Regions from separate parts of the Homo sapiens genome. Here region 1 is linked to region 2. Evidence: chromatin loops called from intact Hi-C (ENCODE). Cell type or tissue: adrenal gland. All regions are shown on one strand. Links, peaks and the distances in the headings refer to the core of each region. The heading gives the core; the rest is flanking DNA. Region 1 overlaps GNAS (GNAS complex locus). Region 2 holds the start of TUBB1 (tubulin beta 1 class VI).

Region 1 (15,473 bases), core at 7,369-15,368, 120 kb after region 2:
TTCTTAATTTGTTTTACTTTATTTTATTTTAGAGACAGGGTCTTGCTCTGTTGCCCAGGCTGGAGTACAGTGGAGTAGCTCACTGCAGCCTCAAACTCCTGGCTTCAAGGGATCCTACCACCTTTGCCTTCTAAATTACTGGGATTACAGGTATAAGCCACTGCGCCTGGCCCCTTGTTTGTAAACTTTTGCTTAAAATAGCCAACACATAGAAAATTAGAATAGTGCAATGGACCCCCATGTACTGATCACCCTGTTTTAACAAGCATCACCTCATGGCCAATCTTGTTTCACCTCCACCCTCCTATCAGTGGTGTGCTGGAGCTGACTGTGCCCATCTCTTCCCAACTCCATATCCAATGGCATACTGCTGGGAGTTTGAAATCAATCACAGTGGGGGATTTACACCATGGGAATTGGCAAACACTAACATCAAGGCTCCCCACGGTCACCCACTTACCACAGGAGAGCCTGTAGCAAAACAATTTCCAGCATGGCTCCAACTCCTGCCTTCACCCCACTGTATGATTTTGGAACATCATATTATTTTGTTTCAGTAGGTATATCTGAAAGATAAGAATTCATGAAAATCATGATGCTCCTATCCACACAAAAACGTTAACACTAGTTTTCTTAGTATTGTCAAATATCCAGCCATTGTTTAAATTTATCTGATGATTTCATACTTTTTAAAAAATAGTTGGTTTGTTCAAATCAGAAGGTTTATAATATGGGGATGCAATCAGCAAAATCTGGAATATGGAAAACTCTAGAGGACAAACAACTCAGTTTCTGAGTTGGAATCGTATAAGGGGCGAGAAAAAGAGAAGAGGTAACCCACAGATGACACGGGATTTAGGAGATGAATCAGCCAAATGTAACATGGGGACCGTACGCAAGCAGTAGTCTCTTGTATTTTCTTCTTCTTCTTCTTCTTTTTTTTTTTTTTTTGAAATGGAGTCTCGCTCTGTCTCCCAGGCTGGATGGAGTGCAGTGGCACTATCTTGGCTCACTGCAACCTCTGCCTCCCAGGTTTAAGGGATTCTCCTACCTCAGGCTCCTGAGTAGCTGGGATTACAGGCACATGCCACCACATCCAGCTAATTTTTGTATTTTTAGTAGAGATAGGGTTTTACCATGGTGGTCAGGCTGGTCTCGAATTCCTGACCTCATGATCTGCCCGCCTCGGCCTCCCAAAGTGCTGGGATTACAGGTGTGAGCCACCACACCCAGCCTGTATTTTCTTCTTAAAGCTTTCTTGTTTTACCTTTCACATGCTATTGATTAAAAAAATTTTTTTCTTTTTAAGAGACGGGGTCTTGCCATGTTGCCCAGGCTGGTCTCCAATTCCTTGGCTCAGGCAATCTTCCCACCTTAGCCTCCCAAAGTGCTGGGATTACAGTCATAAGCCCCTGTGGCCAGCCTGCTATTGATTTTTTAAAATATTATTATTATTTTAGAGATGGGGTCTCGTTGTTGTTGCATAGGCTGGAGTACAGTGGCACAATCATACCTCACTGCAGCCTCGAACTTCTAGGCTCAAATGATCCTCTTGCCTCAGCCTCCCAAGTAGCTAGGACTATAGGCATGCACACTGTGCCTAGGCTGGTATTGATTTTTACATGTTAATCTTATAAATCTGTACTTTGTACTTTACTAAATCCTTTCACTTTTTAGTAATGATTTTTCCGTGGATTTTTGGAGGGGAGAGTTATAATAATAATCACCTGTTATTTTTATTTTTTTTTGCAACAGGGTCTCACTCTGTCACTGAGGCTGGAGTACAGTGGCATGAACATGGCTCACTGAAGCCTCGGCTTCCTGGGCTCAAGTTGTCTGGCCACCTCAGCCTCCCAGGTAGCTGGAACTGCAGGCATGTGCCACCACATCTGGCTAATTTTTTAATTTTTTTTTTTTTTTTTTTTTTTGGGACGGAGTCTCACTTTGGCGCCTAGGCTGGAGTGCAGTGGCGCGATCTCAGCTCACTGCAAGCTCCGCCTCCGGGGTTCACGGGACTACAGGCGCCCGCTAGCACGCCCGGCTAATTTTTTTGTGTTTTTAGTAGAGACGGGGTTTCACTGTGTTAGCCAGGATGGTCTTGATCTCCTGACCTCGTGATCCACCCGCCTCGGCCTCCCAAAGTGCTGGGATTACAGGTATGAGCCACTGCACCTGTCAAAAAGATAGTTTTGCTTCTCCCCTTCCAATTCTAGGTCTCTCATTGCTTTCTTTTGCCTAATTGAATTGGCTTATTCATCTCATACAATGATAAAGAGAGTGATGATGTGAGGCATCCTTGTGTTTCTTGTTTCTTATTCCTGACATTAGTGGAAAAGCTTTTAGAAGCTCCTCATTAATTAAAATGTTGACTTTTGGAGATTTTATTTATATACATGATATATACTGTACTAAGTATATATAGATATGTGGTATATATAGAGAGAGTCTTTATATTAGAAAAGCATCCATTCATTACTATTTTGTTGGATTTCTAAAATATGAATCAGTATTAAATTTTGGCATATATTACTGTATTTGTTCATATTGAACAAACCTTGAATTCCTAGAATAAATCTTACCAGGCATGATGTATTATTTTTAATGTAATATGGAATTATGTTTGCTTATATTTTAAAATATTTATATTGATATTCATAAGTGAAATTAATCTGTAATTTTATTTTTGGGTGCAATCTTTGGCATGTTTTGGAATCAGTGGTATACTTTATAAAAATAATTTTGAGGTTTTCCTTTTATTATGTTATGGTCTGGAATAATATAAGTAGCACAGGGATTATTTGACTTTTAAAGGTTTAATATAATTCCCCTGTGAAACCACCTGGGCCTGGTGCCTTTTTCCTTTTCCTCATTAAAAAAAAAAATATATATATATAATACATGTACTAAAAAGTTCCAAATCCTAAGTGTACAGTCAAATGAATTTTCTCAAATGGGATATATTTGTTTAACCAGCATTTAGATCAAGAATAGAAACTTGCTAGCACCCCAGAAGTTTCCCTCATGTTTCCTTCTTGTCATTAGCTTCCCATCCCAGCGAGAGTCTGGAGCCTTTTTGTCATGGAGGCCTCTCACTGTGCTTTGTGTTTTTCTATGGTAACTGGTCAGCTTAGATTTATGATGTCTCTGCTGGGGTCAATTTTGGTAAGAAGTATTTTTTTGGATGATTTTCTATTTCATCTAGGCTTTCTAACTTATTTACGTAGAATTATGCAAATTGTTCTCTTATGACTTGAAAGGGTTTTATTCCCCCTAATATCTTCCCTAAGCCTTAAAACTACAGGCATTGGATATGTTTTTTTCAGATGTTCCGTCAAGGTGCATACAACAGGAAATTATAAATCCCTCTCAACCGGGCGCAGTGGCTCACGCCTGGAATCCCAGCACTTTGGGAGGCCGAGGTGGGTGGATCACCTGGGGTCAGGAGTTTGAGACCAGCCTGACCAATATAGTGAAACCTCAACTCTACTAAAGATACAAAATTAGCTGGGCGTGGTGGCGCATGCCTGTAATTCCAGCTCCTTGGGAGGCTGAGGCAGAAGAATTGCTTGAACCCAGGAGGCGGAGGTTCCAGTGACTGAAGATTGTGCCATTGCACTCCAGCCTGGGCAACAAGAGCGAAACTCCATCTCAAAAATAAAAATAAAAATAAAAAATAAAATCCCTATCTATGTGTGTATGCATAATAGTGTTATTGAAAAGATACAGCCAGGTTCAGTGGCTCATGCCTGTAATCGCAGTCCTTTGGGAGGCTGAGGTGGGTGGATCACTTGAGGTCAGGAGTTTGAGACCAGCCTGGCCAACGTGGTGAAACCCCATCTCTACTAAAAATACAAAAAATTAGCTGCGCGTGGCAGTGGGCATCTGTCGTCCCAGCTACTCTGGAGGCTGAGGCAGAAGAATTGCTTAAACCTGGGAAGTAGAGGTTGCAGCATACTAAGATCACGCCACTGCACTTCAGCCTGGGCAACAGAGTGAGACTCTGTCTAAAAAGACAGAAGAAGGAAGGAAGGAAAGGAAGGGAGGGAGGGAGGGAGGGGAGGGGAGGAAGGAGAGAAGGAGGGAGGGATACTTTTCTATCTGTTACTTTTACTTTTCGAAGTACGCATATATAGCTGGGTATCTATGTGTATTTCACATGGTGAAGCATGAATGAAGAGGCCTCTATGAAACACTGACAAAAAGAGGACAAAAGAGATTAGTTTGGGTTGTCTCTCCCTTCCTCTTCTGCCTTCAGCTGTTCTGTGATACTGTCTTGCAACCATGAGAGAGAAGCCAAGAGAATTGTGGACACATTAGTCCTGCCATTGATGAGCTGCTGAAATAACAGGAACCACCTACCTCTAGAATTCTTGATAAGTGGATATAAACTTCTGTTTGTCCGTGCCACTCTGGGTCAGGATTCTGTTACTTGCAGCTGAATGCATTCTTAACTGATACGGTAAATAAAATAGGCAAAATGAGAAGACTTGGTGTTCGTAGCATATGCATGCATTTTTTAATGTGGGAAAATTATCCTAGAGATGCAAAGTCCTCCAGCTCTGAAATAGGAACCTGTGTAACAATTACTTAAATTAAGTGCTTATTGCAATGACCTTTTTAGTGTAACCTTTATTAAAAAGCATAATTTGCTTAAATTATTCACAATGCTTTAGATATGATTTACCTTTTTCATGTTTGAGCTAACTACTGCACAATGGGATAGGACCTGTTGTACAAATGATGGGATGGTTTTTAATAGGGCTTTGAAAGGATTAAATGAGATCATCCATATACAGAGTGTAGAACAGTACCTGGCACATAGTAAAGTCCTCCAAAAATGTTTATTATTATTATTATTATTATTATTGAGACAGAGTCTCGCTCTGTCACCAGGCTGGAGTGCAGTGGCACGATCTCAGCTCACTGCAACCTCTGCCTCCCAGAGGCAGATTCTCCTTGCCTCCCGATTCTCCTTGCCTCAGCCTCCTGAGTAGCTGGGACTACAGGCACCTGCCACCACGCCTGACTAATTTTTTGTATTTTTAGTAAAGACAGGGTTTTACCATGTTGGCCAGGATGGTCTCGAACTCCTGACCTCAGGTGATCTGCCCGCCTCGGACTCCCAAAGTGCTGGGATTACAGGTGTGAGCCACCGCACCTGGCCATTAATTATGTTTTAATAACAATTTTAAATAATGATGTTAGCTATTAGTACTTGATGGCTGGCTGCTTCTCATCCTTCACATTCTCAGAAGAAAATGTACTACATCAGAGAGGCCCTCCCTAGCTGTTCCATCTAAAGTGAAATCCCTCCTCAAATATCTCCCATTCCCCACTGCCTGCATCCTGCTTATTGCTTCAGAGATTTTGTCACCATCTGTAATTCTTTTTATTATTTATTTAGTAAGTGTGTGTCTCTCTCGCTAGAACATGAACCCCATGAGATCAGGATTCCCACTGGCTGGCATGGATCCCATAGTCTCTATGTATTTATTGAGTGAAAAGATGACCAAAGCCATCCAAGAAAGTACTATAATAAGAGGATGCCATGGTCTACATAGAAGGGCTATGCAGATGTGGCCATTTTGGGAGGCATAATTTTGTGCACATTTAAGTAAAAGTGGAGGTAAATAAAAATTCTGTCCAATTCTAGACCCTTCTCATACTGTGAAGGGCCCTAATGGTTTATTATTATCATGTTCAATCCAAAAGGTCAATGAATAGTCATTTATAATATTTGGTTTACACATCTCTACAAAGTGTGGTGCAAATCGCTACCTTTAGAAAAATAGGTTGCTTTGCACTTTAATAGAGATTTAAACGTCAGATTAAATTTTTTTTTTTTTTTTTTGAGATGGACTCTTGCTCTGTTGCCCAGGCTGGAGTGCAGTGGCGCGATCTCAGCTCACTGCAAACTCTGCCTCCCGGGTTCACGCCATTCTCCTGCCTCAGCCTCCTGAGTAGCTGGGACTACAGGTGCCCGCCACCACACCCGGCTAATTTTTTGTATTTTTAGTAGAGAGGGGGTTTCACCCTGTTGGCCAGGATGGTCTCCATCTCCTGACCTCGTGATCCGCCCACCTCGGCCTCCCAAAGTGCTGGGATTACAGGCATTCAGATTAAAAAAATCTTTTTTTTTAAAATGGCTTCTTGTAATCAAAGATTTAAATGAAAGTCTTTATAATTTTTTGTTTTTTGAATATCCTAAAATTTAGATTTGAAAATAGCTCTGTAGAAGTTTTGCTTGGCACCAGGGTCAGAGGGAAAAGGGAAACAAAAATGTTTTAAATAGCAGCAATGAAGCCTAACATAGGGAAGCAAGTCTCAAACGCAACGGGGTGACTGGTGGGGACAAAGCCCTGACCTGGTAGGGAGGCAGGAGTATGGCCAGTGCCACGGTCTGTGGGAAGAGGCCCCACTCACCCACCTGGCTGTGGAATCCCATGGTGACCTGCAGGATTTTCGATGGGGGTCACAGGTCATGGACTCCTGATAACTGACATAATGGGAAGAACACCAGGAGACCTTTTTCTCTTTTCTCCTGCATCTTCCAGGACAACAGTATCTTGTAGGGACCAAGCAGTGGCCTTTGGCTACTTGAGTTTGAAGCGCATCTTCCCTGCTCACTGGAGACGTCTCTTGGGGTCTCTCTGGGCCTCTTTTACTCATTGTCAAAATAGCAGCTGAACCTATCCCATTGGGTAATGGCTAGCACTAGTAGATACCTGATAACTGTGACTTTTGTGACCCTTCTTCTAGAAGATACCATGAAGTCTCTGTCAGTTATGACCAACAAGGTGGGGTTCTGTGGTATCATTTTCCTTGGCATCTCTGGCCTGGGAATTTTGTGTTTTCTAATTTTGATGGATATGTGGCTAGAGCTGTGACAATCTCATGTGGATTATGCTAAGAAGGTTCCAGAATTTCTATGTAAAAGGGACATACAGGGAGCCATCTTGGAAGAGGAGCTAGGGGCTGGAGTTCAACCTTGATTTTCACTGAGCACAGCCTTTACCTGGATGAATGTTTGTGTGGCACGCTGGTCTTGTGGTTGCACTTGATAGCCACTGTCCAGGTTTTATGTGTGTTTATTTGGGGTGCTTTGGAGGATTATGGGAACTTGTGGGCTAGTCTTTCAGCTGTATTTGCATAGCAAGCCCCGATTTTTACTTGGATTTTATATTTGGGGGGCTTTTGAGGGCTTTGTACTAAAAATTGCATAGCAAGAACATGTGGACTGAATGTTACGTGAAAGTTGGATGGAGATGCAGGTATTTGCTACTTTTCTGCACCCCCGTGGGGCTCATCGCTCACCTCTGGTGAGCTACACTATATGATTAATTTGGGTGAGAGTAATTTGATCTGGAAACTAGAATAGGAAGTGGATTTGGGACCTGGATTACAGAATGAACTTGAAGTCCCATTTGGCCAGCTTCAGAGGGCACCATCGTTGATGCTGATCACTTCCTCCCACCCTTCCTGGAAGCCACCCAGGAAGTGACCACATATGAGACTACACCTTGGGGGATAAGCGTAGGGGTGAAAGTCTAGGGAACCCACAGGACCTCAGAAATAAGCCACACTTCAACCCGTGAGTGTGGACCCCCATCCCCACTCCCAATTATGGTGAATATTTATGAGTGATGTCCCACATATCCCCAGAGGCTTATTATTTGTATTTAAGTTGCATGCTTATATACTGTGCCCATTTTTCTGATGGTTTTGCTTATTAATTCATAAGAACTCTTTGCTTATTAGGGAAGTAAACCCTTTGTTAAATTTCTACCTGACCCAGGCCCTTCCCCCATTCAAATTTTACGTGTGATTTTCGTTTTTATAGTCATCCCCAACCCCGTTATGGCCTTTAGGTCTTAGGTTATGCTGCAGAGAGGCCCTTTAAAAACCCAAGGTTTTAATTATAAAATAGCCACTTTAAAAAGTACCTCTTTTATTTAGATGTATGTGATCAACTTATGTCAAATTCATTTTGGTGTGTGCAATGAGGTAGGGATCCAGCCTCAATTTTCCCCAAATGGCTACACCATTTCTTGAATAACCCCATTGATTGGAAACACTGTGCTCCTCTATTTCTCCTCCACATAATTTAGTCCCTATCTTATCTTATAGCAAAACATACACTACTTTTCTTGGGAAGCCTGGGTCAGCAGGCAAACTGTGTGATGACGTAACGGTGTGAGTTGTTGGTAGAATCTTTGGATAGGATGGCAATGATCAAAATGCAGAGGTGACTGACTGGGGCATAGTGGTTCACTATGGGGTGAAATTTAGGAGGAACAGGAGTGGACTTTTCCTATTGTCTGCAAATTGTTTCAAGACACCTACAGATTAGGGTCACCAGAAAACATACAGTGGTGAGATTTTATACCCACTTCACCTTGGGGCCTCCCAACTTTTGACCTAAGGACCAAGTCAAAACCATGAATGACGGGAATTTGCTCAGAACCACAAATAACTCACGGGAGTCCCATCATTCTTTGCTCACATTTAATTTTTATTTTGATTTTTTTTAATGCTGCACAACACAATATTTATTTCATTTGTTTCTTTTATTTCATTTTATTTGTTTGCTGCTGCTGTTTTATTTATTTTTACTGAAAGTGAGAGGGAACTTTTGTGGCCTTTTTTCCTTTTTCTGTAGGCCGCCTTAAGCTTTCTAAATTTGGAACATCTAAGCAAGCTGAAGGGAAAAGGGGGTTTCGCAAAATCACTCGGGGGAAGGGAAAGGTTGCTTTGTTAATCATGCCCTATGGTGGGTGATTAACTGCTTGTACAATTACGTTTCACTTTTAATTAATTGTGCTTAAGGCTTTAATTAAATTTGGGGGTTCCCTTCTTAGAGCAGCTCGTACTGACGAAGGTGCATGCGCTGAATGATGTCACGGCAGTCGTTGAACACACGGCGGATGTTCTCAGTGTCCACAGCGCAGGTGAAATGAGGGTAGCAGTAGTGACGCCCATCTCCACTGGCAGTGCTGATCCTCTGCGGGCACAAACAAGGGGACTTGTCAGTGACACCCTCGCCAGGAACCACCCTATCCCTGATGGGGACACCTACCAGGGACGGCTGTCAGCCAGCCTCTGATGTCATATGAAAACAAAAGCAAAAAGAGGGGCGCAAAGAGCTCAAATCCACACTGGATGTGCGTGAACTAAAACCATGGAACTGGGTAGCTGAACCCCTGAATTTGGAATTAAGTAAATTTACATCCATGAGAAAAAGAGGAGGAACAAGAGAGGAAACTAAAGACAGGCTCGACTCACCAGAAACTCATCTCGAATGAAGTACTTGGCCCGGGTCACGCGTGGGTCCTCTCCGGGCTCGGGAGTAGCTATATAAAAAGGGAATACATATTAATGTAATTTAAAATTCAAGCAGAGCTGGGGTGCTAGCATCTCTGTAGCTCCTGAAGTCTTCAAAACCCTGATTTTTCCATATGAGAATTAGTGGGAGTGCGTTTTTCTTGCTTCTCTTATAGATCCTTTATGGTTTGGTGGTGGGAGGGGGATGGGGGTTTTCAGCCTGACCGTTTGAAAAAGAACCACCGCAATGAACAGCCAGCAAGAGTGGAAGCCATACACACCATCCTCAGGAGTAGTGTAGCGAGCAAATTCTGGAAAGTAGTCCTCAATCTTCGATTTCCCAGCAAGGACTTTCTCAGCGAGCAGATCTTGCTTGTTGAGGAACAGGATCACAGAGATGGTGCGCAGCCATCTACAAGAAGGGAGGCCGTGTGAATGCTTGGGAGAAGCGCGCTTTCGGCCAGGGGTCTGGAATGCTTGCACGGGGTTCTTCTCTATAAACAGTGCAGACCAGGGCCTCCTGGGCAAGCGCAGGGGGTGGGCGGTCACTCCACAAACCTGTTGTTCCAGATGCTCTTGAAGAGGTTCAGAGCCTCCTGCAGGCGGTTGGTCTGGTTGTCCTCCCGGATGACCATGTTGTAGCTGCTGCTGGCCACCACGAAGATGATGGCAGTCACATCTTAACCAAAGAGAGCAAAGCCAAGAGCGTGAGCAGCGACCCTGATCCCTAACAACACAGAAGCAAAGCGTTCTTTACGAACAGCCAAGCCCACAGCATCCTACCGTTGAAGCACTGGATCCACTTGCGGCGTTCATCGCGCTGGCCACCCACGTCAAACATGCTGGTGGGGAGGAGGACAGCTGGTTATTCCAGAGGGACTGGGGTGAATGTCAAGAAACCATGATCTCTGTTATATAAAAAGGTAACAGTTGGCTTACTGGAAGTTGACTTTGTCCACCTGGAACTTGGTCTCAAAGATTCCAGAAGTCAGGACACGGCAGCGAAGCAGGTCCTGAAACAAAATTGAGGTCAATGGATCTCACCAAAGCCAACCGAAACAGTAATAATTGCCAATCTAAAGCAAAGGTCTGGAGTAGTTTGGAAAGAGGGCTCAGAGTCCTCTGGTGGGGAGGGGTTTTGCACACCTGATCGCTCGGCACATAGTCAGCCTGCTTGATCACGTCGATCTTGTCCAGGAAGCTGGGAGAAAAAGAAAGACACGTGGGGTGTTCACAGCGCTCACATCAATTTGCCAACTATTTGTGTCTCTCTACAAGGTCAGGCTCAACGGAAGTGACCGTCCCACAGTTATGCAGCACTAAGTCAATGGCACATTTGCTTGTGTGTTGGTTACATTTGTAACTCAAAGCTGATGCCTTAAGAAGGTTAGGGCAAACAGGATTTAAGATAAATAATTTTAGGAATCAGGGAACTCTAGATGCGTCTAGCAGCTAGCCTGTGGCCTCGACGCAGTGGGGCCACACAAACAGCACAGCACGGTGGTGGGGCTTTGTTCTTCGTGTTTATTTTTATTTTTTCTATTTTTCTTTTTTATTCTTTACTTAGCTTCTTTATTCCTGTTGCTCTCTGGCAATATTCTTGATTTTTAGAAGGTTTTATGCATATCAACCAGTAGAGAAAGGACCCCAAAACCAGGCTGGCCTATCACATTCTGTGCCATTTGGTAATGCCTGACAAAAACATTTTAATTTTCAAATTGCTTGATTAAAATGGCAAACAGTTTGAAAATTGTATACCTCTATATCATTCAGTTAAAAAACAATAAAGTGACATTCTTAAAAACATCAAGGACTTTCCCCTCAAGGGCACACGAGATTGTTTTAGTTACTGAGAATCTGTATCCCTTCCTTTTTACTTTTTAAGAATCTCATTGATTAAAGAGAACAAAAGAGGTTGGCACAAAGGGGCCCTTCTCGCCCTAGCCATCCTGAACAGGAAACAAACACAAAGTTCTCTTCCGTTCTGTTTGGTCCATGAAATAGAACACTCCAGATATTACGCTTTTCATTAAAAAAAGCATCTTGTTTGTGTTGCTTGACTAGACACACAGGAAAATTTACTTTTGAAAGATTGGGGTAATTAATATGGAAAATTAATGTTAAAACCAGTTATTTTTTGGAGGGAGGGGCATGTAGAGATTGGAATTGTTTTAAAGCGGGCTAACGAGAAAAGAAAATCATAAAGAGAGAAAAGTTTATTTAAAGAAACTGCCTAAGTTTTCTGTTCCCCTCTTCCTTTTTACTAGTTCAGAGTTAGTCTGGCTTAGAGGATATACTAACTTGCCCAATCAATCTTACATTACAGCACCAGTCCAGAAATAGCTCCCCAGCCGCCCTGGCCTCCAGCATGTTACCATGGCAACAGAACCACAGTTCTATAAATAGATCATCAGCACCAAATCTTGTGAGAGAGACATCTGGAGTGGAGCCAGCCAAACCCCAGCTCAACAAATAAAAATAGACAGCTTAAGAAATGGGCACACTACCAGTATCTGAACTTTAACATAAAGGCAGTTCAACCAGAAACGTGCCGGCCACGGCAGATGCAGGGCTGTTTGAGCCACGGGTGAGGGAGGACATTTTAAAAGTTTTAAGCTGCGTTGTTCTCTTTTTCTCTGAGTTTCCTTAAAACTTTTCATGATCTATACAAATGGTGCGTTTTCAGACAAAGTTTCAGGAGTAATTAAGTGTTGCTTAAAAAAACCCCAAAAACTTCTAAATGATTTGAGAGAGAAAACGAAACCCGACAAAATTCAACAATCTGGCTAAGCTACTGTTAATTAACGAAACTGGGTCTCCCTGCCCCCCCAGCATTCAAAACTGGGGTGGTTAAACTCTCTTAATCTTGTACCTGTACTTAACTTCTGACTTGGATCCAAAATACAAAATGCAAACAATTCCAGGATTTCCATTTGTTTTGCGTTACTATAATTAGCGCTTCCAGCTTTTGGTTCGAACTTTTGAGAAAATCAGGGACTTTGTTGAAGAAGGAGTGGGGGCTGGGGGCCATAGGGACCAGCCAAGATGGACTGTTTTTTTCTGTTCCTTGAAAAAATATACACATTTGCTTGTATATTAAACCGTGGAATATCTATGTATGTGGCAATTGAAAATAAAGGAATTTCCTATGGGAAGGCAGGGCTGGGGTTGATAGATTGCGCAGACCCTAACAGAGGCTTATATGATTTATAGATGAACAGTATTACCTCTTCCTCCCTCCTGTTTATTCAGGTGGTTTTCACAATCAGTTCCTTGGGCTTGAGGCTACTAAGTAAAGCAATCTTAGCCCTTGGTGAGTCAGCCTGGCACCTTGGTTCTGATTAGCTAATACTTCCTATAGCAAAATCAGTTCCGAGTTTCAGCTACTTGTAATAAGGATGGCTAAAACATCAAACCTCTACTAGACTCCCCTGCCCCAAGTCACAGGACACTCCTACTTCAGAATATCATTAACTGAGACTGCTTTGTGCATTTCTGCAGCATCAACAAACAGAAGATATCTTTACATTTTTGGCTGGGCACGGTGGCTCATGCCTGTAATCCCAGCACTTTGGGAGGCCGAGGCAGGTGGATCACAAGGTCAGGAGTTCGAGACCAGCCTGGCCAATATGGTGAAACCCCATCTCTACTAAAAATACAAAAATTAGCTGGTTGTGGCGGCAGGCACCTGTAGTCCCAGCTACTCGGGAGGCTGAGGCAGGAGAATCACTTGAACCCAGGAGGCAGAGGTTGCAGTGAGCCAAGGTCGCACCACTGCACTCCAGCCTGGGTGACAGAGTGAGACTCCGTTTCAAAAAAATAATAATAATGTTTACATATTTTTTAAATAACCCTGACCACCACATGCTTGCTATATCATGTGCAAGATGAGGGAAGCCATAAACTATTTCAAAGGCAACTTTCTAGCTATCGGGTACGATGTCCTCTGGGAGAGACCATGGTGGGTGACAGGGACAGAGGGCGATCCCTGAGGCAATGGTAAGTCAGGTGTTAGGCAGCAAGGGAAGCAGCCTGGGCATCAGGTAGAGTTGTGCAATAAAGTCTGTGTTTTAAGTTCCCCCTTCTTCATTTGCCAACACACCAACCAGGTGAGCCCACCTTTATGAGTGACTTTGGAGAAAGATGCTTTTCCCATTGCTACTGCAGGCCTTAACCTGTCCTCCTCGCAGGTAGTAATTTGTTTTATTTGAAAATAACCCCACCACGGTATTGTACTGCTTAGGTGTACAGTTTAGGATTTAAAATCCATTGACCACTTACCATCCTTGAATCAAGACCCGGTGAGAAGGAATAAATAAGGATATGAAATAGAGTTCAAAAGTCAAGACAACACAAAAACAAACTCTACCTAGAGTCACTAGGATCTAGTAACACTAGGCAGCTACTAGAGTCGCTTACCTGAGAGCAGAAATAGATCAATCAACAACTACCAAGGAGAGAGGAGGCGTAGCTATGTCTTCACCATTCCTCTTTGTTATGTTTTAAAATTACAGCAATAAAATATAGTATTTTTACATTATTCAAAATGTGAGCACAGCCCTATTTCCCTAAATGCTTAGGGTCAATTCAATTAATTACTTCCTACTAATTAGGAATACTATGAAACTCATCATCATTTTGCTCTAACAGGCTTTAAATGTTTATGTAAAATAATGTCGCTGCACTAAAAGAAAAAAAATGCAATTAAGGACTTTATAAATAAACAATTGAATCAGATTAGAACTTTCTGCCAGTGGGGTAACTGGTTGGCTTCTAAGAAAGGAATCATCAACAAGTAACTTTCAAAGCAGGATCACAGGTTTTCATGTTTTCTTGTTTTTGTCTGTTTTATGTGCTGATGGGTTGGGTGGCGGTTACTTACTACTGGGCACAGTCAATCAGCTGGTACTCGTTGGAGCGTTCGTAGCAGGCACGCACTCCTTCATCCTCCCACAGAGCCTTGGCATGCTCATAGAATTCCTGAAAGTGAACACAAGAAAGTTTAGAGAAAGGCAAGAGCTTGAACTAATCAACAACACTGTCATTCAAACCCTGAGACCAGAGTTCCCTATGTGACCGACACTTGGTGTGATTTTGAATTTTGAGCCCAATTAATGAATTAATGCTCACAAAGAACTTTAATTCAACACGTTAAACATATTCAAAAGTTCACGCAATTAGCTGCTGGGTCTTATTGTGAATTACTGGTTTTGGGTAGTTTCTTTTCTCGTGTGTAGGGGGAATGGGGTAAGCTACTGAGTAATTTAGTTTCTTCACAGAATTGTTTAGGAAGAATATACACTAAATGTGTTAGAATATGCCAATAAATGGTTCAATGTTGTGAAAATAAGAAACTTCATTTGTAAGATGTGCTGGGACTAAATTTTCCTCCTGGGAAAATGTGAATCTTACCAAAAAAAATGATGATGGGGGACTTGTAGGTAGGAACATAAAAGTTCAGATGTTAGTAGGACTAATAAAAAGTTATTGTTCTGATACATTTTTAATAGGCTGCTGTTTCCTTTTCCTATTAAATATAGAATCATATTTCAAGAAAGTCAGTGGGTTATATTATACATATTGTGTTTATTGCTTTTTTTTCAAAATAATGCTATTTAAAAAGTTTAGCTATCCATACTAACTATATACCACTAAATTTCTCCAATTTAAGTTTGCAGCCAAGTCCATCTAAAATATACAAACACAAATTCCCACGAAAGCCTGACAAAAGGCAACAATAACTCATTGTTTTAGCTGTAGACAAGTCTCTTCCCTGTGGGTCTTACAAACGCATACATCTTTCCATCTCGTTTCCCGTTCCCCGCTTATAAGCCATTCTCCCCACGAAGGGGCCTAAACTTATATGCTTGGGCTTGAACAGTTTTTTGTTCCCTAAAAGTAGTTCTTTAGGGAGCCAACAGTGTCGTGCATCCAGAGGAAAGTCTTTTCCATATGTTCTATTTTATGATTTTTGAGTTATGATTTAGATATATTTCATTTTTTTTAATAATGAGAAAAGATTTCATTTGCCCCAAGGACTTTAGAAAACTCTTAATAAAAAGGTCACCTGTTTAAAATGAGAATGTCTTCCATTTGGCACTTCACTGAGGCATCCCAAGGTACCTTAGGGCACTTCCAGTGGAGTAAATGGA
Region 2 (16,358 bases), core at 1,956-9,955:
CAGCTACATCCGATACTCCCAGATCTGTGCAAAAGCAGTGAGAGATGCACTGAAGACAGAATTCAAAGCAAATGCTGAGAAGACTTCTGGCAGCAACGTAAAAATTGTGAAAGTAAAGAAGGAATAATCTGTAAGTTATGGATTTATTTAGAAGAACAGTTGCATCTTAAGTTTTTGGAGCACCATAAAGATCAAAATAATTTTAGTTTTGGGTTCTATTCATTTTTTAGTCAGTGTATTTGGAAGTTAGTTATTGGGATGGTATAATTTAAAGCATGCAGGTTATAGAAGTCCCCTGGCCTAATAAAAAGAAAGTCTTCTTGGGCCCTGACAAGCAGAAGTAATTGGCACATTGATTTTCAGTTCATTTAGCAATGCTTAGGTAGAGAGCCATCGTATTTGAATTAAACCTGTTTCATTTGTCTGCACAAATCAAATAATTTGGAGGATGAACTCCCCACTTGTATAATTGCAATTGGAGTTACATAACAGTCCAAGAGCATGAAAAACTACAGTTCTTTACATTTTTATTTCCCCCACAACCACTAATGTTCTCACAAATCACTACTTCCCGAACATAATAACTACAGGCACAGGCAAGGGTCCTGCTGTTGTATCAAGCAATAAAATCTGCAAGACCCCGCAGCGAATACTGTTTTGCTAATTTATTATGCTTTCAGAGGGTTTGGTTCATTTTACTTTTCCAAAGATGTTGGTGATGTAAAGTTAAATTCTCGTGAAATAAAAAGGTCTGTACAGTTGATAAGTGTAGACTTTTGTGTTCCACATTATAAAAGTGGTTTGATCTCTAAAGTACTTTCTTGACATTGTTATTTCAAAAGTAGGCAAGGCAAATTATCAGAGAGATGTTTTTCAGATTTAATTTTTCTTGTTTTGCTTTTAAAAAGCTTCAGACCCATAATAGCACAGAAATGTGATAAATATTAATCCTTTGGCAGCTTATGGTTATGAGCAATTTTACTTATTGGAACTGTCTCCCCTAAGCACTTTTCATTTTCATTTTGAATTAGTAAATATTTTATTACAAGTCTGGAGATGCAGTGTTTTGAATTTAGCCCTTTTTCTAGGGGCTCTCTGTCTAATCTCATAATTCTGAGTAATGAGACCTGGTTTTATGTTGGGTTGTTTTGTTTTAACAGTAAGCTAACAGAAAATCATTTAGCCTCACTCGGCTCAGAGCTGCCAGACTGCATCTAATGCTGAGATTTTGCAAAGTCCTGGGGGTCAGGAAGTAGTGTCCGATCCCCTTAAACAAAGCATTAGCCCCTCTCTGTTATGCCCTTCAGGGTTACAGACCCCACCTCATTAGCACAAGGAGATGTTAGTGTCTTTTAAAGGCAAAGTAGTTTCTTTATTCTGGGAGAGTGTTTACTTTTACTCAGCAGGAAAATGCCTGCTTGACTAAGCCTGTGTACTTGAACCAGCACTTTTTACATCTGAGCCACGGCAATGTGAATGATAGCCACAGTTATACAGTTCACTATAAGGAAGTTATTTCTTATATTCATGTTGAGTTTTTAAGAAAACACAGAGAACTAGCCAGCAACTTGCATTTTCTTTTTCCTCCTAGACCCTGACTAAAGCTTGAAATGCTACATTTCCAAGGTGAAGATGTGTGGGCACATGTTATGGCAGATTGAAAAGGATCTCATTCCATGGGAAAAAAAAAAATCCTGTCTTGTTCATAAATTGACAATGTCAATAAATTGAAATATGGTTCACTGTTACTCTTGATTTTAGTTTGTGAGACTTTTTCATTTTCTTTAAAGGAACTGTCTGCACAGCTGCATGATTATGGCCATGTGAACCAGGGTTTCTTAAAAGCAGGGGAAGCCAGATTTAATATTTAGTGACCAAAGGGATACAGAAAGCATTTTGAAAATGTCTCAAAATAGTTGTTTCATGACATTAATTGGTGATCAAAATTATCTGCTGTCATTGAGGCTTCGTAGTCCCTTATTTTTGAATTGTTGTCATGTCAGAATAATGACATGGTTATCAGTAACAAATGGAAATAATTATTAAATACTAAAAGTGTAGATTAGAAGAAGAAATACTAAATTGTACTTGTTTTGTATTGTGCACTTAAAGCCTATAGATAAGAACGGTTACAGAATTTAAGCACAAAGTGTTTTTCACATTGTTTTGTAAATGAATCTTTATACTCTGGTAGCATTTCTCATAGGAAATGAGGCAAAGCTATTGAATAACTTGCTCATTGAGTTGATGGCCAAACTGAAATTAAAACCTAGGAGTTTTGACTGCAAGTCTGGGACACGGTGACCACAACAGCAGTTTCGTGGTATTTCCATAGTGATTCATTCATTCATTATTTAGGGATGAAAAATTGTTGCAAGTTATGTTTTTATCTTTCTTTGAAACTTGAAAGGGCTTGGGCAAGTAAAACACCATTGCAAAGTTAACTGCCTGATTTTAACTGTTTTTGGAGACTGGAGAAATAAATTTGAACTGGAAATTTTGAAACACCATTCTAGGATCAGTTCTCACATGGTACTTAAGCTCACAATGATTTATCAGGGCCACTGTCAGCAATGCCGAGGATAAGCCGAAAAGAACATCTTTGTTCTCGGCTTCTGGGAATGACTTATTGTCCCGACACTTGACCTGTAGGTTTTACTGAATTCTCAGCACAGAGCGAGCAGGGAGGCAGAGCCAATTGAGTGGAAGAGGGTGCCTCTGGAAAACAGCAGGTTAGGAGCCCTTGGAGTCCTCCGCCTCGGAGCTGTCATCCTGCTGTTGGCAAGTTAGGGCACCTCAGTTCAGTGCTGTGGCCCCCAAGATTAAGGTACTAGGAAGTATCCTCCATTACAGGGAACAGGAATAAATGAATCAAAAAGCTATCGGGCCTTTTTGACATGGGACGAATAAAGTAACTAATAGGCAAAGGGGCTAAATGATTTCCAGTCAAGTAATTAGAGATAAGTCATTTATTAAGGAGGCAGATGGGGTATTATTGGTATATAGATGGCATAGTAGATTGCTAGTATATTGGTAGATTATTGGTATATAGATGGTATGTTAAGGAGGCAGATGGGGTATTACTGGTATATAGATGGTATGGTAGATTGGTAGTATATTGGCAGATTATTGGTATATGGTATGTTGAGGCAGATGGGGTATTACTGGTATATAGATGGCATAGTAGATTGGTAGTATATTGGTAGATTATTGGTATAGAGATGGTATATTATTAAGGAGGCAGATGGGGTAATTAGAGGTGAGACTTAGGGACAGGGCTTGTGATATGGAAAGGAGTGAAGTCACTGAGTAAAAGACAAGTTTACTGTCAGCAGAGATTCTTAGAGGCTCTTTTCTCCGTGATTAAAAAAAAATCCTAAACCAGTAGTATAATAAACTTCCTGCCTCCAGCAGTGCTGGGTAGCTGGCAGGATGACTGTGCCCAGTGATGAGGTGACCCCAGTCAGACCAACTTAATGAGTATCCCACTAATTAGTTGGATGATGTTTGAAGCTGTCAGTTAATCTCTTAGTTCACATCGTTCTTGTGAGCAAAGTGAAGGAATCGGATAAGCTCTAAATTTCGGTGATGCTGCTGCTCTGAGAGACCAAGGTCGCTGGAGCAACCGTACTGCTAAAGGATAAGCTCTTCAAAATCAAAAGGGACAGATTTCTTAAGTTTCTAGTTTGTTTTGTGTTTTTACATCTATTTCTACCATACGAAAGAGTAGGATGGTGAGATGCATTTCTAAATATTTTTAACTACTCAGTCTGGATGGTTAGGCTTCAAGAAAAGGAATTTATTTAGTCTGAAATAAAGCAATTTTGCCATTTAAAATTGAATTACTTTGTAGTTTAATGATTACTATTGAGCAAACAAATCTTTACAGTAATATAAGTCAGCAAAAGTTTTTTAAAAGGTTTAAATCCCTCCTTCCTTACATCTATTTCATTGCTTTTTTAGGTTTGGGAAGTAAAGCACCAGAGGAAGCATGTGTAAATCCTTGTATAATCGCAGGCTGTAAGTCTTTAGCATCTCAGGAAGTTACTAACTTCAAACTAAGTATATAGGTAGAGTTTCTTACTAAATCTAGTGCTTCTTGAACCACAAGTAGAAAGCATTTAAAACATGAATGTTGTTTTGTGTTTTTTGAAGTTTGTAAATAGAAGACTTGTTGATGATCCGATGGCAAGGTATTTTTCTCTTGGTATGTATTTTAGTTATTTCCTCGTGATGCATAAGTGAAAAGAGTGAAGTTTCTCAGAATGAGCAACTGTCATCCATCTACCTGCTATTTTATTATTGCTGATTACAAAAGCAAATCAAGAGATGAGAACCCAGTTGCCTGCAAGTAAATATTTACTGCATTGAGGGTCGGAGCATTTTCCCATTACCGGTTATCCATGGATCAAATAGTGTATCTCAGTGGTAATTCTAGAGGGCCATTAAAACCCTGATGGTGCTGGAAGAGATGGCAGTGCTGCATGTCAGAAATAGGTAAACTGTAATTAAGAAGTTACAGATGATTTGATTACGCTCTTGTGTATTTGGTCCTGTTATAATGTGAGCAGATTAAAATCATGTAGTGCTTAAAGCTATGTCATTATGCAAACATTTATGGCAACTTCTGCAAATTAATTTGAACTGTAAAAGTTCCCTAATGAGACGATGTCCTCCATAACTGAGAAGGACACTGCAGCCATTGCTGCTTAATTCCTGCATTTGAATGGTTGCCGAGCGCATGGTGTGCCCTTTCTCAAAGAGCAGAGAGGCTGCAGAGCATTTTGGGGGGTGATGACTGAATGAAAGTGAAAAGACCATTTCAAAATAGCCTTTAAAAGGAAAGCCAAGGATGATTATTAATGAATTCCTGGGATCTAACAGTAGTAAGAAATTTAAACTATATAAACATATATGTTAAAGGCTAGCTCTTCAGAAATAAAGATCAGAAGACTGCAGTTCTTTAGTTTTGCTTGTCTTTTTGTTTTTCTTGTTTGGACCAGGTATTTTTGTGGAGAGGACTGTGGCTTTTCTTTTTTCCTCTTTTCCAGTTAGCATGTTGTATGCACAGGTCTACACAACATGGATATTTCTAGTGGATGTTGACTCACATTGACCTTGGCTCTGTAGCTCCCCATGTACTAGTCAGGCACCTGGCTCTTCTGGAGGCTGGCAGGCACTGGAAAGCAGGATGCCAGTCAGTGTTTGCTCAGAGGAAAGAACCTAAGGAAAGAGTCTTAGTAGCCCTCGGATACCAAGTGAGGATTCCAGGGTGCCTATCAGTGCTGCTAAAGTATAAAAATGTAACACCAACTCCAGTGGCTCCCTGCAAATCCACACGTGTAGTCTGGATGCCTGGCAAACACTTTGAAACAAAGGGAGCACTTTACAATAAATTTGCTATTTTTTTAAGTTAATAAGTATGCACTGAACATCAAACTCTTCAAGGTTAGTAGATGTCAGCAAAGACCCTAATGCCTGTCAGCTGCTCCCCACCTGTCTCCCTCAGTCCCTGTGTCGAAGCTAATGGTGAGTGCATATCATTCACTGTGCTGCAGTGCAGAGTGGGTTTTGGAGTGCTGCAGGAGAAACACTCATCTAATGAGAAACTGTTCTGTAAGCGACTCCGCGGCACAGCTTCTCTCACAGTTAATGTCCCTTATCTTCTGGCTCCATTTCTGCCTCCTCCGTGACCTCTTCATCTTCCTCTAGAACTGCTTTGGCATCTTGAAATTGTTGGTACTCGGATACCAAATCATGGATGTTATTTTCAGCTTCCCCAAATTCGTTTATGTCCATCCCTTCGCTGGTGTACCAGTGCACAAAAGCTTTCCTTTTGAACATGGCTGAGAAATGCTCAGAGACCCTATTAAAGATCTCTTGGATGGCCGTGTTGTTGCCAATGAAGGTGGCGGCCATGCTCAGCCCCCGGGGCGGGATGTCGCAGACAGCCACCTTGACGTTGTTGGGAATCCACTCCACAAAGCAGCTGCTGTTCCTGGTCTGCACGGAGAGCAGTTGCTGGTCCACTTCCTTGGTGGACATCTTGCCCCGGAAAATGCAGGCCACTGTGAGGTAGCGGCCACGGCGGAGGTCACAGGCAGCCATGGTATTGCGGGCATCGAACATCTGCTGGGTGAGCTCGGCCACGGAGAGGGCTCGGTACTGCTGGCTGCCCTGGGCCGTGAGTGGGGCAAAGCCGGGCATAAAGAAGTGCAGGCGGGGGAAGGGGACCATGTTCACCGCCAGCTTGCGCAGGTCTGCGTTGAGCTGACCCGGGAACCGGAGGGAGGTGGTTATGCCGCTCATGGTCAAGGACACTAGGTGGTTGAGATCCCCATAGGTGGGTGTCGTCAGCTTCAGGGTACGGAAGCAGATGTCATAGAGGGCCTCATTGTCAATGCAGAAACAGGCATCTGCATTCTCAATCAGCTGGTGGATAGACAGAACCGCGTTGTAGGGCTCCACCACAGTGTCCGACACCTTGGGAGAAGGCATGACGCTGAAGGAATTCATGATCCGGTCCGGGTACTCCTCTCTAATCTTGTTCATGAGCAGAGTGCCCATCCCGGAGCCTGTGCCCCCGCCCAGGGAGTGGACGATCTGGAAGCCCTGCAGGCAGTCACAGCTCTCACTCTCGTGCCTCACCACCTCTAGGACATTCTCGATCAGCTCGGCTCCCTCCGTGTAGTGGCCTTTGGCCCAGTTGTTGCCAGCCCCAGAGTTACCTGTGGCCAAAAAGAGAAACCAGCAGGGGAAGAAAGGTGAAAAGAGAAGGGCACCAGTAAAGCATCCCCCCCTCCTCCTGGTGGAACCTTCTGGAAAAACATACCATGGACAAAACTGTCGGGTTGAAAGAGAGCTCCTAATTTGCTAGATCGAATGCTGTCCATCGTCCCAGGTTCTAGGTCCACCAAGACTGCTCGGGGCACATATTTCCTACCTGTGTAGAAAAATAGGAAAAAGTCAGCCTACTTGTTTTTCTAAAAGTTAATGTTTTATCAAAATAGAACTTTGTGATACTGGTCCAAAAAAAATCATGGATATTCTAGAAAGGGGCCCTTGGTAGGTCGAGATTTGAGTATCTAACATCATATTTTTTACCCCAACAACAATCCCACAAATCTATAGAATACCCAGAAACAATCTCCATCAGTCTGCTCTGTGATATTGCCAGTGACAGAGATTCTCTTCCTTCATATTGGAAATGATCCTGGTTTCATTTGTGAAACCACAAAGGAAAGTGAGTACTTAACCTGCTTGTGTTAAGGTGTGTGCCATATCCAGCAGCTCCTTCCCCATTCCTGCGTCTTGACCAGGGCTTGGGGACCCACCACTCTAGGATCCTGCTGCCCTGCCTGTCGCCTCCCTGAGCATAGACATCACTGCTTTGACATTTCCATCTCCTGGGCCTCTGCCCTTCCTCTGCTTGTGTTCCCAGTTGCGGGACCACTGCTCCCAGAGCCCCGCCAGTCCTACCGTAGGCTTCGTTGTAGTACACGCTGATTCTCTCCAGCTGCAAGGCCGAGGCCCCGCGGTCGCTCCCAGCCAAGTCGATCCCGTGTTCCTCACCAATCATCTCCCAGAACTGAAAGCAGGAGGAAGGTCAGAGTAAACGGACCCCGAAAAAGGCTGTGTTAACCACAGAGAAAGTTAGCATTCCCAAGCCTGTTTCCCTCTGGTTGCCTGACCCTCCCCAAGACATTCTTTTAGGGCCTTTTCATAAATAACCATGGCATCATTCGCTTTTTGCCTCTACTAAGCAATGTGAAGTAATATGAAGATTGCATTTTCTCCCCACCTGAACTCCTTAAATAAAATGTCAAACACAAAGTACTAAATTGGATTTTCCTCCTATTAAATTCATGCCATTATATACATTAAAGCTGTTGTTTTAGAATTTAATGTCAATATAGCTCTAATTTCTCCTTATAATGCTCCAAGCTAGTAAAGTGTAGATTCCATTAAAGGAAAATAAACTGAATTCTTATCTGATTTCACAGTAATAACTCATTTCACTTTGGGGATTTCTTTTCATGAACTTTTCCAAACAGCCCATAACTTGGACCTCTGTGCATGATTTTAAGTAATTAGCGCCTTTTTTTTTTTTTTTTTTGATGGAGTCTTATCTGTGCAGTGGCGTGATCTCGGCTCACTGCAACCTCCGCCTCCTGGGTTCAAGCGATTCTCCTGCCTCAGCCTCCTGAGTAGCTGGGACTACAGGCACGCACCACCACGCCCAACTAATTTTTATATTTTTAGTAGACACGGGGTTTCACCATGTTGGCCAGGATGGTCTCTATCTCTTGACCTTGTGATCCACCCTCCTTGGCCTTCCAAAGTACTGGAATTACAGGCATGAGCCACAGCACCCGGCCTTTCTTTCTTTTTTTTATTTTTTTATGTTTGTTTGTTTGTTTGTTTATTTATTTATTTTGAGACAGAGTTTCACTCTTGTCACCTAGGCTGGAGTGCCGTAGCACAATCTTGGCTCACTGCAACTTCCACCTCCTGGGTTCAAGCAATTCTCCTGCCTCAGCCTCTCAAGTAGCTGGGATTACAGGCGTCCACCACCATGCCCAGCTAATTTTTGCATTTTTAGTAGAGACAGGGTTTTGCCATGTTAGCCAGGCTGGTCTCAAACTCCTGACCTCAGGTGATGCACCTGCCTCGGCCTCCCAAAGTGCTAGGATCACAGGCGTGAGCCACTGTGCCCGGCCAGTAATGTGCATTTTTGATTGTCAGGTATACATACAACTCACAATTACACATAGTTGTCCTCTGGTAACTATTTGAAACATACTGCACTTCCAGTCACATACACAGTACTTATTAATATAGATATGTGCCAAGCTCTTAATATGGAAACAGTTACTGGGAAGACTCCTTTTGATCACCCTGAAAGGCACATATTAAAATGCAATGAAAATGTATTCACATATATTAAAATCCCCAAGGGTATGTTAAAAACCCCAGCCATATCTTCTAAATGACAGTGCTGCTCTGGCCATGGTCTTAATAACAAGGCAGTTCATGGTAAACTGCCAGCACTGTTCAGGGAGTGGAAGAATAAATAAATTCAAGTTCTAAGATACCCCAAATTAAATGTGTCTTAAAGTTCTTATATCTCTAAATGATGAGTCAGCCAGGACTCTCAACGCTAGACCATACGATTCCAGAGTGAGAGCTAAAACCCTATCTAAACCTAACACTTTCTCTTGAGGGCCCCTTTCCGTATTATCTTCCAGCTTCAGAGCAGCAGGGCTCCTGCCTCCCACTTCTCTGTGTGTGAGTTATGAATGTCTTACCCCTGAGGCATGGAGGAATGGTGACTTCTTTTCAAGCAGTAATGTTCCTTGCCCCCGGTTTAAAACGCCTGCATTTAAAAGCCTTAGTTGTTTCCTGGCAGCATTACTCACAGTAGCCAAAAGGCAGAAACAACCCAAGTGTCATTGATGGATGATGAATGTAGGTGTTTCAAAACCTCACTTTTAATGCATCTCATATTAGTAAAAGTAATTTCACAGCAGCAAAGAGAACACGATAAATTTTGCACGGTGCAATTGGTCATCTTAAAATCAAGATTGGAGATTGTGGGTTCGGGCATCTGTGTTCTTGGGGTTGGCCAATTAAGTTACGTACTTGGGGGAAATTTTTAAGCAGGGGGGCAAGGGAAAGAAAAACTCATTTATATTCCAGACAGTGTATTTTAATTAATTATGTTACTGTACACAAAAAACTTTTATTTTCAATTAAATTTCTTAAATTTTCAATTGCATACTAATAAAACAGTAATTGATTTTTTTTAAGCGTTACAATAAACATGAGAGGGGAGGGGAAAGACACCATAGTGACAGGGTACAGAAAGTTTCTCAAAAAACTTCAAAAAGCTGTTTTGAGACAAATTACTGTTTTTAGATATGAAAAGTTCATTGTTAAGATAAAAGTGGGCCAGGTACAGTGGCTCACGCCTATAATCCCAGCACTTCGGGAGGCCCAGGCGGGCACATCACCTGAGGTCAGGAGTTCGAGACCAGCCTGACCAACATGGTGAAACCCCATCTCTACTAAAAATACAAAATTAGCCAGACGTGGTGGCGCATGCCTGTAATCCCAGCTACTGGGGAGGCTGAGGCAGGAGAATCACTTGAACCCAGGAGGTGGAGGTTGCAGTGAGCCAAGATTGCGCCATTGCACTCCAGCGTGGGCAACAAGAGTGACACTCCATCTCAAAAAAATAAAAGATGATAAAAGTGCCAGGCACGGTGGCCTACACCTGTCATCTCACCACTTTGGAAGCCTGAGGCAGAAGGATCACTTGAGCCCATGAGTTCAAGACCAGCCTGAGCAACAAAGTGAGATCCCTGTCTCTCAAAAAAAAATTTAAAAATTAGCCAGGCATAGTGGTGCATGCCTGTAATCCCAGCTACTCAGGAGGCTGAGGCAGGAGAATAGCTTGAGCCCAGGAGGTTGAGGCTATAGTGAGCCATGATTCTGCCACTCTACTCCAGCCTGGGCAACAGAGTGGGCAAAGAAAAAGATGATAAACGTATTATGTAATATAATGGTCGGCATGTATTGTACATATGTATCTATGGATAAAATTAACATTAATTAAATTAACACTCTAAGCACTTAATGTGTGTTGTAGCTCTTTAGTTAAAGATTGTTTCCTTCTTTTCCCATGTGAAATTTTTTTTTAAGAATTAAAGCCCAAAGGCATTGTCTGATATTTAGCAAGTACATTAAATCTGCTAGACTTATTGTCTTCCCTGCTAACTTAGGGTATTTTTTTGGTTGTCCGCCTCTATGGACTGTGGTAAAGCTAGGATTAGTAACCAGACATTACTTACCTTGGCTCCGATCTGGTTGCCACACTGGCCAATCTGAATATGGACAATTTCACGCATCCTTGCTCTGAGCCCAAGTCTGAGATCTTCACGGAATCCTCAGACTCTCAGAATCCAGAGCTTCGGTTCACTGGTGTGAGCCCAACACAACTGTGGTCACTGCAGTGGTGGGACTGGCCAACCAAGCTACCCTCACAATGTGACCAAGGGTGTGTCCACCCCAGAGGCCCAGCTCCCCGCCCTCAGCCAGTCCTGGCCCTTCTCTGCTTTCTGCCTGTCATGCTTTTGGAAGGGAGTGTTTTTCCTCCCTCAACACAGAATACTGCCCCATCATTTCCTAGAGAGTGAGTGCAAGATTAAAGGCCACCTCGGGGCACAGGGCCTGGAGGCTGGCACTGTTTGCAGGCTTCTAGGTGACCATGCTGGCCCTAGTGACCGTGGTATGATGACTGTGGCTCCTAGCTCACCCAGGTAACCAGACCACCTCCAAGGGCTTTCCCTGTCCATCTTCCCGGCCCCTTTTCCAGACTTTGGTCCCCAGAAGCCCCGTGCCCCGCCACAGCAGGAGGCTCCACAACTGGGCCTCGCAGGTCCCAGGTCCCGGGATGGCCTGCATCAGGCACTGTCTGCCCGCCCTCCCCCACATGCCCTCTCTCGCCCTGTATGCAAGTTACTCTGCAGTGTCCTGCAGGTCTCTTGGACCCCTGCCCTATCCATGCCAGGGCTGGGCTGTGCCCCAGCACCCTTCCCAGCCCCTGCTCTGTCGTCCCATCTCAGCTCATGGTGTCTGGGGTCTTAATGTTTGCCATAGGGTCCCTTTACCAGACCCTGAATTCTCCAAGAGCAAAACGGACTCCCAATTGTATTCCCTTAGAGCCGGGTGTGGTGGCTCACTCCTGTAATCCCAGCACTTTGAGAGGCCAAGGTGGGCAGATCACCAGAAGTCAGGAGTTCAAGACTAGCCTGGCCAACATGGCGAAACCCCATCTCTTACTAAAAATACAAATATTAGTCAGGTGTGGTGGCACACACATGTAGTCTCAGCTACTCGGGAGACTGCGGCAGGAGAATCGCTTGAACCTGAGAGGCGGAGGTTGTAGTGAGCCGAGATCATGCCACTGCACTCCAGCCTGGGCGACAAAACAAGACTCTGTCAGAAAAAAAAAAAAAAGCATTCCCTCATGCGGTGTACAGGAGTGGCAGCAGGCTGGGTACTCAGCAGCTTGAAAGCAGCTGTTCTGTCTCCTGGTCCTCAGTACCTCCCCTGCCACCAAGTTTCTATCATCGTCGAAAGCCAGCCCTAGGCTTTATTACCTCCAACCAGGCAAGGGCATCCAGGCCAAACACCAGCTCCATATCCTTGCCCAGGAGGGTGGCAGTTCCCCACCGCCTGGAGGACAGAAGGTGGAAGCTTCCAAGGAAGATGGGGAAGGGACTCCCTGAGAAGGCGTGAGAGCCCTGGCTCGGAAGGGGAGAGCCAGTGGACGCTGCCTTGTGCCTGTTGAGCTGTCGAGGTGCAGGTGGGCAGGTACAGGGCAAGGCCTCACTCCTGAAGCCCCGAGGATGTGGACAACCACCATCCGGTGAGCAACCACCTCTTGAGGCCTCTCTTTAACGTCTGCCGGGCACCCTGAGGTTGCCCCCATTCTTTGAACAGCTATGGACGGGGACCTGTCATAGGCTGGGCTCACCTTGGGCGCTGCAGACAAGGGAATGAAGGAGGTAGATGTGGCCAGATCCTGCACTCTTGGAACTCTGGCTTACTTAGGAAGAGAGCACTCCTAGCTCTGGAGCAGCTCAAGGACACCATCTCTCAGGACAGGGACTCAGGACAGGCAAGACTACTGAACTCAGAGCGAGAAGCCCTGGAGGTCCTTCCCTCCCCTGCCTCTCGCCAGACCCGTGACCTTGGTTGAAGCATTGGAGCCCAGCCTGGTCCATGAGGGGCCTGTGCTTCCTGTGCCCCAAGCCCAGGCTTGACTCCTAAACCTTGTGTTCCTTCTACAGGCCTGGTGGGGCCCAGGATGTGAGGTCAGGAACACAATCAGGAAAGTTCCTAACGATGGAGTGTCTGGGGGAAATCGCTTCTGCTTACTCCCAAAGGAGCTCAAACACACAGCCAAAGGGCCTGAGCTATAAACCAGAAGAGAAACCCAGAGGTGGGGAAGAAGAAAGCACTGTGTCCTAAGAGTGCCTGGACTGGGACTGCTTCTCACCTCTGTCTAGTGTGTAGATCCCAGGCTGCCCTTGAGTACTGACAGTGCACCCCATGATCCTGGGCTGGATCCAGGACCAGGGAAGAGGGCTGCTATAGAGGATGGTATGAGGATCATTGTCAAAATTCAAATAAGGATTGTGTACACTGGAAAATAGTATTGTATCAGTGTTCCATTTCTTGACTTTGATCATGGCAGGGTGGTTCTAAGTGGAAGTCCTTGTTTCCAGGAGATCCCATATTATGAAGCACTGTGCTTCAAGGTCGTTTTGATGCTGGCAGCTTACTGGGAAACAGTTCCACAACCACATAACGTGATAAACGGAGAGAGGGCAGTTCAGCAAAGGGGCAAAGTGGTAACAATTGCTGGTTCTTTTCAAAGTTAGCACAAGATTAATACCCTTGTAACATTTCTCTAAGTTTGGAACTTTTTTGTGCTCAAACCTGAATGTCACATGACTCACAGATGCTTCCGGTCCAGTCACCCCTCCTCCCTGCCCAAAGGTAAAGAGAAGAATGTGCAAATTCAAGAGGAGGATATTCACAGGTCCTCAGCAGTATTTTTCAGAAATTAAAACAGACCATTTTATTAATGATCTGTTTAAATTAAAACAGACCTATTCATAGGTCCCCAGCAATATTTTTCAGAAATTAAAACAGACCATTTTAAAATTAAGAATAGACCATTCTGTTTCCATAGACATTAGCCCATCTTGCCTCACTTCCAGCCTTTCTCCTGGCGTGCCTTGGCCTCTTTTCCCCTTGTCTCTGTCCCCACCAGCTCTCCCGAGCCTCCCTCCCCACCCAGGGGCCCCTGCCTACCAGACTTCTCCGAAGATCAAAGACAGCTCCATGATCTTCCCACAGGCAGGTCCCTCATCAGAGACACTTCCTCTCCTGGGGACCAGAGCACTTCAACCTGCAGTGCCCACACACAGTCCTGTTTGCTAATTACTTATACACATGCCTTATCTCCCGCCAGCCTGGGAGCTGCCTGTGTCGTTTCATCTTTGAGTCCCCAAAGTGCCTGATCCATGGCAGGGCCTCAGTAAATGTTTGTTAAGGGCACACTGACAGCTGGGCAGGTTTGAGCAGTGATGCTCAGAGCGGGCTGTGTTCTTAAAGCCAGTGATGTATTTATTCACGAGTGTGTCCTTCTCCAGGTGGGGTCACCTTTTTCCTCCATTCCATAAGAGGTGGTCTAGGCTGGAGATATAAACTGTTCCAAGAAACCTGGATGTTGGGGACAGACTATAGATGGAATAACCGCAGTGAGCTATTACGGGAAGGTGTGACCGGTGGGCAGCCGTGGCCTTCTGTGGCCCAGCTCCTGAAAGGAGCCCCTGTTGGCCACAAACCGCCTTGCTGCAGGGACCACGGGGCTGGGCCCAAGGGGCATTTCTGGTCTGCCTGGGTTCACTGTTTGCCATGTGAGCAGGATCCAGGCTGCTGGGGTCCTCCGCCCACCCTCCGCACTGCAGCACATTCCTCTTGGCCATCTTAGTTTGCTTAGGGAGGGGAAAAAGCCAGGTTTCCAGGTGGGCGCTTAAAAGGTTTTTCTGTTAATGGGGCAGTTGGCAAAAAGGAGGAAAAAGAGAGAAGCCCTGTTTGCTTTGATTCTTGTATCGCCGGCCATGTTAATTCAGGCCAGGCGAGTGCTGAGCTTTGGACGCTGGGCTGTGAGAGGGTGAGGGACGGAGTGGCAGCTCCGCCACCCAGGGGCCCATCTCCGCCCTAGACCTGAACTTTTTCACGTGAAAAATGAAATAAAAGTCCCCACGTCACAAGTCGGTGTGAGGACTGGGCCTGCCAGGGCTGACCCCTAACGTGTGGCTGCCGGTGGTATTTTTCAAGTGGGCTTCGCAGGGTGGGAGGGGGAGATGCATTCCACACCTACAGACGGAGCACCTACTGTGTGGCAGACTTGACATGGCCGTGGACATCGGGGCCTGTCTCAATTTAAAATGTCTGGGCAGAACAGAGTGGCAGGAAAGGCAGCAGGTCTGGAAAGCCGTGCGTCCCGTCTCAGCTCTCTTGTCCTTGTTTCTGAAGGTACCTGCTCCCCAGAGGAAACAGCTCTCCTCTGATTGCCACCTTAGTGCCAGCAGTGAGGTGGGGAATACAGTCTGCCTTGCCCTCGGACTGGTAGAAGCGGGCCCTGTGCAGGACATAGGCGAACACTGCCCCTGGAGATGCCGGCACGACCCCAAGGTCTGTTTTGCCAGGCTGAAGGTGACGGCCCCCGTCCTGAGCTGCAGCAAGCGATTCACAGTGGCCACTGTGATGAGTGACAAAGTTGTTTTCTGCCCCCCCAACAAAGGGCTGTGACCAAGGCAGGTTAGCAGTGCCTGCATTTAGGTGAGGAGATCAGCAAGCATTGCCCCAGAGGGCAGGAGCTTCCTCCTAGCAAGTGTGGTGAGGACGCTATGGCCCACAACACTGAGATTCCCAACCAGGACCAGCCCAGCCCTGAGCCTGAAACCCTCTCCTCCAGTGGCCTGTCACAGCCATCCACAGAAGGCTCCGCAGCAGCAAGCCTTTTCCTGCATGACACTTGCGTCTATTACAGAAATAGAACCGGGAAGATAAGAAAAACCAGTGTCACCCAGAAACCCCGAATCGGCTGCTTCCAGACTTCCCCCAGGAGTTATCCCCCAGGGGTCAGATGGAGCTGCCCCCACCCTCCATTTGGCAAATGAAATAGAATTCAGAGAAAAACAGAGCACTCAGAGAATTCATTGATTTCATCCGCCCCGATCTTCCACTTCTGAGTGCGTTGAAGTTCCCTGAATAACTCAGAGAAGATTGTTGAATTATACTGTTTGCGTGTGATTTAGAACCAGGAAATTTTTCCAAATGTCTTAGCAAGAAAATGACATCTGAGGGGCCATTATGGGTGACTCAGCGGGTGTAGGCAGCCCGCCAGAGGAGCTGAGCTCCACTTTCTTGTACCCTGCTCGGTGTGTGTTCTCTTACTGGAAAAGAAAGTTCTAGGAGGATGAGTAACTAACTACAAGAGGAGAGAGACTAGGAGGACATTGCTGGTTTTCGCTGAGCCAGGAGTGTTAACCTTCTTCCCCCACAGCTGAGATGCTCATGGTTCCTGTACCAGGCAGACTCTGGCTGCTCCTCACACCTGTCCAGCCTCCAAGCCCAGAGGGTGGAAACATCTTGCTGTCTCTCCAGGTGCACTGGTGAGCAGCATGCAGGCTGTGGCAACTCTGATTTACAGGAGATAACACACACACGCGCGCACACACACACCTACCACCACCACCACTTCCCCTGAACTG

Evidence for each region. Hi-C counts contacts between places; a loop is a spot of excess contacts. Peaks named below come from ENCODE experiments on the same cell type or tissue, not always from the same donor. Only the 100,000 strongest peaks of a DNase experiment are listed, where the experiment ranks them.
Region 1: a loop joins it to region 2, with 2.5 times the contacts of the local background. A loop is called at or near these places in 58 of 110 quality-filtered maps.

Annotation. Positions count from the first base shown.
Region 1 is chr20:58,904,211-58,919,683 of GRCh38, reverse strand. It overlaps GNAS (GNAS complex locus), which reads right to left. Exons shown (of 13, transcript NM_000516.7): 6 at 14,204-14,301; 7 at 10,468-10,522; 8 at 10,261-10,334; 9 at 10,105-10,163; 10 at 9,880-10,000; 11 at 9,603-9,733; 12 at 9,283-9,350; 13 at 8,492-9,001. The coding sequence ends at 8,855. Among named protein-coding and RNA genes, the nearest start is that of GNAS, 21 kb to the right of the region's middle. RefSeq lists an enhancer at 11,562-12,041. In adrenal gland, for the core only: no CTCF peak of the experiment used is centred there; a DNase peak (open chromatin) is centred at 11,793; H3K4me3 peaks cover 1,766 bases; H3K27ac peaks cover 2,513 bases.
Region 2 is chr20:59,014,075-59,030,432 of GRCh38, reverse strand. TUBB1 (tubulin beta 1 class VI) reads right to left here and starts at 11,004. Exons shown (of 4, transcript NM_030773.4): 1 at 10,854-11,004; 2 at 7,480-7,588; 3 at 6,833-6,943; 4 at 3,779-6,728. The coding sequence starts at 10,910. The coding sequence ends at 5,650. ATP5F1E (ATP synthase F1 subunit epsilon) reads left to right here. Exons shown (of 3, transcript NM_006886.4): 2 at 4-130; 3 at 1,592-4,958. The coding sequence ends at 127. SLMO2-ATP5E (SLMO2-ATP5E readthrough) reads left to right here. Exons shown (of 6, transcript NR_037930.1): 5 at 4-130; 6 at 1,592-1,755. RefSeq lists an enhancer at 1,089-1,619. In adrenal gland, for the core only: no CTCF peak of the experiment used is centred there; no DNase peak of the experiment used is centred there.